2 separate regions of the Homo sapiens genome follow, and region 1 is linked to region 2. Evidence: chromatin contacts called from ENCODE Hi-C or POLR2A ChIA-PET data. All regions are on one chromosome and are shown on one strand. Each heading gives the region's core, a stretch centred on a gene start or an enhancer-like site at or near the end of the contact. The rest is flanking DNA. Distances are from core to core; before and after follow the strand shown.

Region 1 (4,573 bases), core at 533-3,032, 510 kb before region 2:
CAAGCTCATGGGCCTGTGCTGAGGTGGCTTTCTGCCACTAGGGGTCCTCAAAGGCTTGTTCAAGAACCAGTTCCTGGCTGCTCACAGACGTATCACTGTTTGGCTAGGACCTGAGAATAGATTCTTCCCATTCTCCCCGAGTGGAGGACTTGGGATACCCCGGTGCCTGGCTGGGCATCAGGCTCTTGTTCCCAGATGGGGCCTGACTGTGCTGTTATCTGTCCAACAGCTTACCTATGGTGGCCTTAGAGCAGATGCAAGGATTCAACCCTGGGCTCAATGGCACTGACAGGTAAGGGCCACGGCTTCCCCTCCTGGCCTGCACTCACAGCCCTTCTTCTAGAGACAGGAATATAACAGGCCCAAGCCCCGGGATCTCACCCTCCCGGGAGGCACGTGACCTGATACGTGCAGGTTAGAGAAGCTGGCATGGGTTCCTCCAGGAGGGCTGCAGCAGTGCAGTGAGGAGGGAAGGAAATACCAGGTGGATGGCAGCTGCATGTAACTGGCTGGCAGGACAGACAGGCAGCAGGAAAATGAGGAGGGAGGAAGACGCTTTGGATTTGGACCTGGCTTCTGAGCCTGCAGCAGGCAGTAATTCTCTGTGGGTCACAGGCAGGTCCGTTTCCATGAGTTGCAATTTCATCTCTTGAGGAGGATACTGAACCAGAAGTTCTCTAAGGTCCCTGCCAGTGCCAAGGTTTTAAAATTTTATGATTCCATGACTTGAACAGACCTTCAAGGAAGTTTAGAAATAAAAAGATGACCTAATAGAAGAGGGGTAAAACCTGCATAGCCCTTAGCAAAAGAAGAACTCTAAATGGCCACTAATAAATGGCACTCAAGTAATCAAGGAAATGCCAGTTACACCCTAGTGAGATACCATCACACACGTACCGGTCCAGATAACTCTGACAATATCAAGTACAATAGTAACTCTTACACTCCTGGTGGGAGTATGAGTTAGTACAACCGTGTTAGAAAATATTTTGATCTATTTAGTAAGGTTGAAAATAAACCTGTGTCCCAGCAATTCCACTCCTACATACACACCCACGCAGACGTGTGTATATGTGTATATATATATATACACACATCTTAGAGAAATTCATGCACATACTCATGTCCCAGGATATATGTATGAGAATGTCCAAAGTGGCACTGTTCGTAATAGACATACCCCCTCCCCCAAAACAAATGAAAACAACCCAAATGACATCAACAGGAAATGGATACATAACTGGTATATTCATGCAGTGAAATACCATACGGTAATGGAAACTAACCACAGCTCCACATAAAAATATGTATGAACAAGGTAAAAAGCCATGGTGAGATTGTACCCCAGTCCCATGGCTATGAAATCCCATCACTGATGTCTCTTGCTTCTCCAAATTCCTGCATGGTTGTAGCTACCTCTGTGATCAGTCAGGCAATGCAGTGTTTCTTAAATACCTGGGGAGCAGCCCTGATGTGAATACCAGGTGCAGCCAGGAGGGGCCAGGGGTTGCCTGGCTGTTGGAGAGGAGCCCAGTGAGTTAAGAAAATTTTACTGCCCGGGGGAGCCCGACTTGATGTGAAAGGGCCTAAGGAGCCGGGGTGAGCTCTAGGGCTGGGGTGGCAGGAAGCAGCACCATCTAGTTGGAGGGAATCAGGCCCCCTCCAGGAGGCAGATGACAGCCCTTTCAGTTGCACACGCTCTGCCCAGCAGGCTGCCCCTGGTGCCTTCCAAGTACTCTATGACGGTGATGGTGTTCCTCATGATGCTCAGCTTCTACTACTTCTCCCGCCACGTGAGTGCCGCCTGCACGATCCCCGCTCTGTGCCCACAGCCCACAGGGCCTCCTGAGAAGCAGCCCTGGGACCTAAGAGCCCAAGCTCCTAAGGAATGGGGCTTCCCTTCACCCAGCCCCACACGTGAGCCTGGTCAGGCCACCGCCTTCTCTATTCAGGCTCCTTCCTCAGTCACACAGGAAGACAGTTCCTCACCTCTTCCGTCCGACCCCCTCCAGGATGGTGAAGGAAGCATGGGAGTGAAGGTGGGAGGGGATAGAGTGAAGGCACAAACATCTTGAATCAAATCAATATCCCCTAGGCCAGGGGCTCATGGCCCCCGCACTCCCCGTGGCGCTGAGGGACATTAACACAACTGACCACAGAGCCAGAAGAGAAAGAGAAGGGAGCTGATGGACTTTCTGTTGGGTTAAAAGGAAAAGAGAAGGCCGGTGCAGTGGCTCATTTTGGGAGGCTGAGGGTGGAGGATCACTTGAGTCCAGGAGTCTGAGACCAGCCTGGGCAATATGGTGAAACCCTGTCTCTACTAAAAAATACAAAAATTAGCCAGGCATGGTGGCCCGCACCTGTAATCCCAGCTACTTGAGAGGCTGAGGCAGGAGGATTGCTTGAATCTAGGAGGTTGAGGCTGTAGTAAGCTGAGATCACACCACTGCACTCCAGCCTGGGTGACAAAGTGAGACACCCCCCCCGCACCCCCCCCCCCCCCGCCACAACCACCGCACTCAACCGGACAAAAAAGGAAAAGAGAAGGAAGAGAGGGAAGAGAAAGATCCTCTGTACTTAGGGCCCAATGTTAGTTCAAGTGCCCCCTACTGGCTTTCCAGGGAAGTACAGCCTTCCCAAGCCACTTCTTACCCAAATGGCGCCTGCTAGAAAGGGGGACTCCACCCTGAGTTGGGAGATCCCCACTGCTGCCACCTCCACGAGACAGACCTGCAGCTGAAATTAGGTCCCAAGAGGCCCCCTACACACGGAAGGCCTCCTGGATCTCTGCTGTAATTACGGAGGCTGGGAACCGCACCACTATTGGGTGGCCTTTTGATGAGGTGCAATCTTTGCAGGGTCTTACTTCCCTTGCCATTTAGCCATCTTCCTTCCAGCCTTTCCAAGGGGAGTTCCTCCATTCACGTTCCTGTTTTTCTTCTTTTTTTGAGACTGAGTCTCACTCTTTTGCCCAGGCTGGAGTGCAGTGGTGCGATCTCGGCTCACTGCAACCTCTGCCTCCTGGGTTCAAGTTGATTCTCCTGCCTCAGCCTCCCGAGTAGCTGGGATTACAGGTGCCCGCCACCATGCCCGGCTAATTTTTGTATTTTTAGTAGAGACAGGGTTTCACCATGTTGGTCAGGCTGGTCTCGAACTCCTGACCTCAGGTGATCCGCCTGCCTCGGCCTCCCAAAGTGCTGGGATTACAGGCATGAACCGCCACGCCTGGCCATTCCTGTTTTTCATCCTTCTATCCAGTGGCCAGCTTAGAGCACATGCCTCGCCTTGTCTGTGTCTGTAGGTAGAAAAACTGGCACGGACACTTTTCTTGTGGAAGATTGAGGTCCACGACCAGAAGGAACGTGTCTATGAGATGCGACGCTGGAACGAGGCCTTGGTCACCAACATGTTGCCTGAGCACGTGGCACGCCATTTCCTGGGGTCCAAGAAGAGAGATGAGGTGAGGGGTGTGGTCTCAGCCCGGAACCATGAGGCCATTTGTCTCCATCTGTTCTTTCTTTCAGGCAGCCCCCGCTGGGCCCAGGCCTTCTCAGGGACAGGGGACTGGGGCCTAGGTAGGGCTGAACCTAAACAGCAAACACAAATAAGCAAAAGAGGAATTTCTCCGGCCTCTTATAAAGTGCACTGCTGTAGGCATCGTGATGTGGGCCGTACAGCTCTGAGGCCATGTGTCAGAAGACAAGACTTTGGCTAGAGCCCACCTTTCTGTTGCCTGTGAACTTCTCCAAACAGAGTGGTTCCCAGCTCTACGGTACCCTCGTCTTCACAGCTGGGGCTGTTAGAGGAACTAGAGAAGCTGTTTTAAAATTTATTCAAAGTAGTGGCCGGGCACAGTGGCTCATGCCTGTAATCCCGGCACTTTGGGAGGCCGAGGCGGGTGGATCATCTGAGGTCAGGAGTTTGAGACCAGCCTGGGCAACAAATAGTGAAACCCTGTCTCTACTAAAAAATACAAAAATTAACTGGACGCGGTGGTGCACACCTGTCGTCCCAGCTACTCGGGAAACTGAGACAGGAGACTCACTTGAACCCGGGAGGTGGAGGTTGCAGTGAGCTGAGATTGTGCCACTCAACTCCAGCCTGGGTGACACAGCAAGACTCCATCTCTCAAAAAAAAAAAAAAAAAGTAGCGATGAGCTATTTTTAAATTATTCAGAGTTGGAATAATCTACAGCCGGGCATGGTGACATGTGTCTGTGGTCCCAGATACCTGGTGTTCAAGGCCGCAGTGTGCTTCGATCATACCTAATTGTGCTTGTTTACTGCCACTGCACTCCAGCCTGGGAAACACAGCAAGACCCACTCTTAAAAAAAAAAAAAAAAATGCTGGAATAATCTGACTGATGTGTGAGTCCAAAAAGCTGAGTGCACATGTCATGCATGGAAGATAGATGCATTTCTCCAACACATCATCCAGTCAGTCGGACATGCTTTGAGCACGTTGTCCGCACCTCTTTTTAGGAGCTGTATAGCCAGACGTATGATGAGATTGGAGTCATGTTTGCCTCCCTGCCCAACTTTGCTGACTTCTACACAGAGGAGAGCATCAACA
Region 2 (4,344 bases), core at 1,744-4,243:
CCCAGCTGGAGGGTTTATGAACCAAGCCTGCCTACAGTTGCTGTTAGGGGCTAGAAAGATGCATCATGTCCAGGAGTGGTCAGAGTAGAATCCTGAATTTTCACAATAGGTCTGTATATCTCCTGTGATACCCCACCCTTTAGCCCTGATCATTAGGGAGGAAGCAGCTAATAAGCAATGAATCCTTTCTGGAGACAGCTACAGTCAGTGACCACACTATCTTACTTTAAAGTATGTGGACCAGGAGGAGGTGATGGAAATAGAGTCAGGCTGTCAGTGCATTGTTGAATGGCTTTTATGATAAAAGTGCATCCATGTCAGAATGCATATGGTCCAGAAAACCAAAAACATGACACAGATTATGGGAGGTCAAGGCAGGAGGATCACTTGAGCCCAGGAGTTCGAGACCAGCCTTGGCAGCATAGTGAGACCCCGTCTCTACAAAAAATACAAAAATTAGCCAGCTGTAGTCGCACGTACCTGTAGTCCCAGCTACTCAGGCGGCTGAGGTGGGAGAATCACTTGAGCCTGGGATGTCAAGGCTGCAGTGAGCCAAGGGTCACTCTGTACTCCAGCCTGGGCAACAGAGTGAGACCCTGTCTCTAAATTTTTTAAAAAAGAAACATGACACAGATTAGTTTCAAGGGCCATGACAGTGTGGGCATCGTGGGCTGATTGGTAACCTAAAAAAGTGTCAACAGGGGAATGTTTTAATGGGAGGGACTATGTGTCAGTGGGGTGGAAGGTATAGGAGAAATGTTTGTACCTTCTGCTCAATCTTGCCGTGAACCTAAAACTGCTCTAAAAAGTCTATGTGAAAAACAAAAAAATACTGTCAATAGTTTGAGGCACCACTGATAGCCTGAGAGAGGGAACAAAGGTCCAATATAGTCAGTCTGCCAGGAGTCAAAGGGAACAATGCCACCTGCAATGAGACCTCCCCCACCATCCCCAAGTCACAGTTTGGCATGCAGTGGTATCCTCTGCACATTAGTCATACTTGATTTCAGTCTAAATCAGAGGCTGGGCCCATACTGTAGGTGTCTACATAGGTGACACAGACAATTCAATTAGCAGTTGAGATTTGTTTTCAATTTGTAGCCCCAGGAGGGTGTCTTTAATCTGTCAATCTGTAATTTTCCAAGTGGCAAACCAAACAGCTGGGTCATTGGCAGCAGCCCAAGAATCCAGGTTCTGCCCATGTCTCCTTTCAGTTCAGCATAGCTGCCTCTGAGGCTGAATAGCCACTGCAGCCCAGTGAACACCAGCAACTTGCAGCTTCTCTGATCTGAGCCTTCATTGATCCAGTAGCTTTACTATAAGCAGTGGAATGTGCATAAAGGTTTCCCTCAGAGGGATAGTTGCCGCTTTTTTTTTTTTTTTGAGATTGCGTCTTGCCCTTGTCGGCGCAGGCTGGAGTGCTATGGCGTGATCTCAGCTCACTGCAACCTCCACCTCCCGGGTTCAAATGATCCTCTTGCCTCAGCCTCCTGAGTAGCTGGGACTACAGGCACCCACCATCACACCCAGCTAATTTGTTTTGTATTTTTAGTAGAGATGAGGTTTCGCCATGTTGACCAGGTTGGTCTTGAACTCCTGACCTCAGGTGATCCGCCCGCCTCGGCCTCCCAAAGTGCTGGGATTACAGGCGTGAGCCACCGCGCCCGGCCACTGCCACTTTTTAACGTAAAGCCAAAATACTGTTGGGGCCAGTGTCTATATCTTCTTTGATATACCATTTCTATTTGACAAACAAGGCTTTTCAGGTTATTCCCACCTTGTGGAATTCAAGTTGACCCTCCCCAAAATGGGACTATCAGGCTAGAGAATCACTAGGCCTTCGTGGGTCAAGCTTTCTGATCCCAAGGATTATCTCTAGGTGAAGGCTACTTCCTTTTGCTAGAGGCTCCGATGGGCAGAATCATCAGTCACAGTGCCTTGTGCTGTCTTCACTACCCAGAGTTTAATTCTGTTGGAGTTTACCAGCCACCACTGCAGGTGGAGGTATTAATTTAGCCAGTAGTTATATACCAGACTGTTAATGTCTTTGTTTTGACAAATGTACTATGGTTGTGTCAGTTGTTAACATAGTAGAAATTGGGTGAAAGGTATATAGGAGCCATGTACTATCTTTGTGAATTTTCTGTAAATCTAAAATTATTCCAAATTAAAAGCTTATTTAAAAACTGTCTGGGCGTGGTGGCTTACGCCTGTAATCCCAGCACTTTGGGAGGCCGAGGTGGGTGGATCATGAGGTCAGGAGATCAAGACCATCCTGGCCAACATGGTGAAACCCTGTCTCTACTAATAATACAAAAATTAGCCGGGTGTGTGGTGGCGCATGCCTGTAGTCCCAGCTACTTGGGAGGCTGAGGCAGGAGAATTGCTTGAACCCAGGAGGCGGAGGCTGCAGTGAGCCGAGATCACTCTGCTGCTCTCCAGCCTGGTGACAGAGCAAGACTTTGTCTCAAAATAAATAAATAAATAAATAATAAAATAATAAAAACTACTAGATGGCTCTCTATAACTTCCAGGGTATGGGGTCAGGCTCTTGAGGATGGTATTTAAGACCTTTTTACAGTTAATTCCACCCTACCTGTTTATTATTACTAACTCTAGTTATTAGTCTGCTCAGTGCACTTAACAGCACCTTGCACATGCCTTGACTTCTCATGCTGTGCCCTTATGGTGTGAAATGTTCTTATCCCTCCTCTTCACGTGGCAAAATTCAAACCAAGCTTCAAGGCTCTGCCTCAGTGTTACCTTTCCTGTTATCTCATCCTTGGTGCTTCTAACTCAGAATTGGCACAGCTGTTTTGGTATCTGTATTAGTCTGTTTTCACACTGCTATAAAGAACTAGCTGAGACTGAGTAATTTATGAAAAAAAGGGTTTAATTGACTCACAGTTCCACATGGCTGGAGAGGCCTCAGGAAACTTAAGGTGTAAGGCGAAGGGGATGCAAAGCACATCTTAACGTGGCAGCAGGAGAGAGAGAAGCAGCAAGGGGGGAAGTGCCACACTTTAAAACCATCAGCTATTGTGAGGAACTCACTCATTATCACAAAAACAACAAGGGAGAAATCAACTCCCATGATCCAGTCATCTCCCACCAGGCCCCTCCTCTGACACGTGGGGATTACAGTTCGAAATGAGGTTCTGGTGGGGACACAGGGCTAAACTATGGCAGTATATAGTTCTGCTTAGGATTTTTCACAGGTGAATACTGTAAGTACTGTTGTTTTCTAGAGCATGAATTCCTTGAGGGTGGGAATATTTTCTTCATCTTTTTATTGCCAGTATTTAGCTTGATGCCCATTTCCAGTGAGTGTGATATAGCACTTGTTCAATAGACGTTAATTGAGCCAATGAGTGAAAAGCCTTAGGGCTGTGCTATGTATGGTTATGATAGAGCTCTACTCTTTGTGTCACTCAAATATTAAATACTGTCATACAATGAACACTTGTGATTTCTATTTACATTTTAGAATTGTATTTTAAGCATTCTCATGTATACACTATAGTTTCTTCCACTTATGTTTCAGGAGGGCCAAACATGTGGGCTATTACCTCTGAAGAACGTACTAAGCATGACAGGCAGTTTGATAACCTCAAACCTTCAGGAGGTTACATAACAGGTTTGTATTTATAATTAGTTTTATTAGTGAATTATGGTCCTTATGTGATATCTAAGAATTAGTTTTAATTTGACTGCCATCAAATTTGTGTTAATAAACGATAAAATTCATATCAATCAGAATTCTAGAAATTAAAGAAATGCTAACTTTATTTTTCCTGGAACTGTCTTAATTTGTTGTTTTAAATTTGGGATATGGAAGATTTTTCCTGAATCCTAAATGATAGTCAAGAATTTCTGTGTAATTGTCTGGTTTCACATTTTAACATTATATCTAGAAAGTTTTCAGTTTATTTCTTAGATTCATTTCATGGAAAATCTAGACTTTTTTTTTCTGGAATCTGTTTTCCTAATGCTAGCCCTCTGTCTTTGAGGCTACACCAAGCACTGATTGTTGATGCTAGCCCTTGTTTTGCAGAAAGACCACCAGAGCCAAAATGGGATTAATTTAGGTGTGCCTTTGAAATTTTTTTCTATTAATTAAACTTTTTTCTGTGCCAAAGTAGCTTAGTGCTTTACATACAATAATAGTAACTATGAGAACAATGATATTTATTGAATTTTTACTATATACCAGATGCTATGCTAAGTGCATTATTTTATTTAACCTTTACAACAACCCTGTAAAGTAGGCACTGTTGTTGTCTATATTTACAAATAGTGAAACTGAGACTAAGAGACGTTATGTAACTGCCTAAGGTTACAAAG

The links. Hi-C counts contacts between places; a loop is a spot of excess contacts on that map. ChIA-PET counts read pairs that join two places held with the same protein, here RNA polymerase II (POLR2A). Pooled maps may share reads with other maps.
Region 1: a pooled map shows a loop between it and region 2 (2.5-fold over the local background). The contact joins two enhancer-like sites. A Hi-C loop is called at or near these places in 3 of 50 pooled maps. POLR2A ChIA-PET finds 5 or more read pairs at or near these places in 2 of 52 experiments (K562 and activated T-cell).

What each region holds. Positions count from the first base shown.
Region 1 is chr2:24,823,265-24,827,837 of GRCh38, reverse strand. ADCY3 (adenylate cyclase 3) reads left to right here. Exons shown (of 22, transcript NM_004036.5): 15 at 230-292; 16 at 1,712-1,793; 17 at 3,302-3,460; 18 at 4,483-4,573. Among named protein-coding and RNA genes, the nearest start is that of CENPO, 32 kb to the right of the region's middle. RefSeq lists enhancers at 1,254-1,812, 1,813-2,372. Within about 2 kb of position 1,782, at least 5 of the 41 ENCODE cell types and tissues checked have a DNase peak (open chromatin) inside an H3K27ac peak, as active enhancers do.
Region 2 is chr2:24,314,425-24,318,768 of GRCh38, reverse strand. ITSN2 (intersectin 2) reads left to right here. Exons shown (of 40, transcript NM_006277.3): 3 at 3,545-3,637. Among named protein-coding and RNA genes, the nearest start is that of ITSN2, 44 kb to the left of the region's middle. RefSeq lists an enhancer at 2,618-2,667. Within about 2 kb of position 2,993, at least 3 of the 41 ENCODE cell types and tissues checked have a DNase peak (open chromatin) inside an H3K27ac peak, as active enhancers do.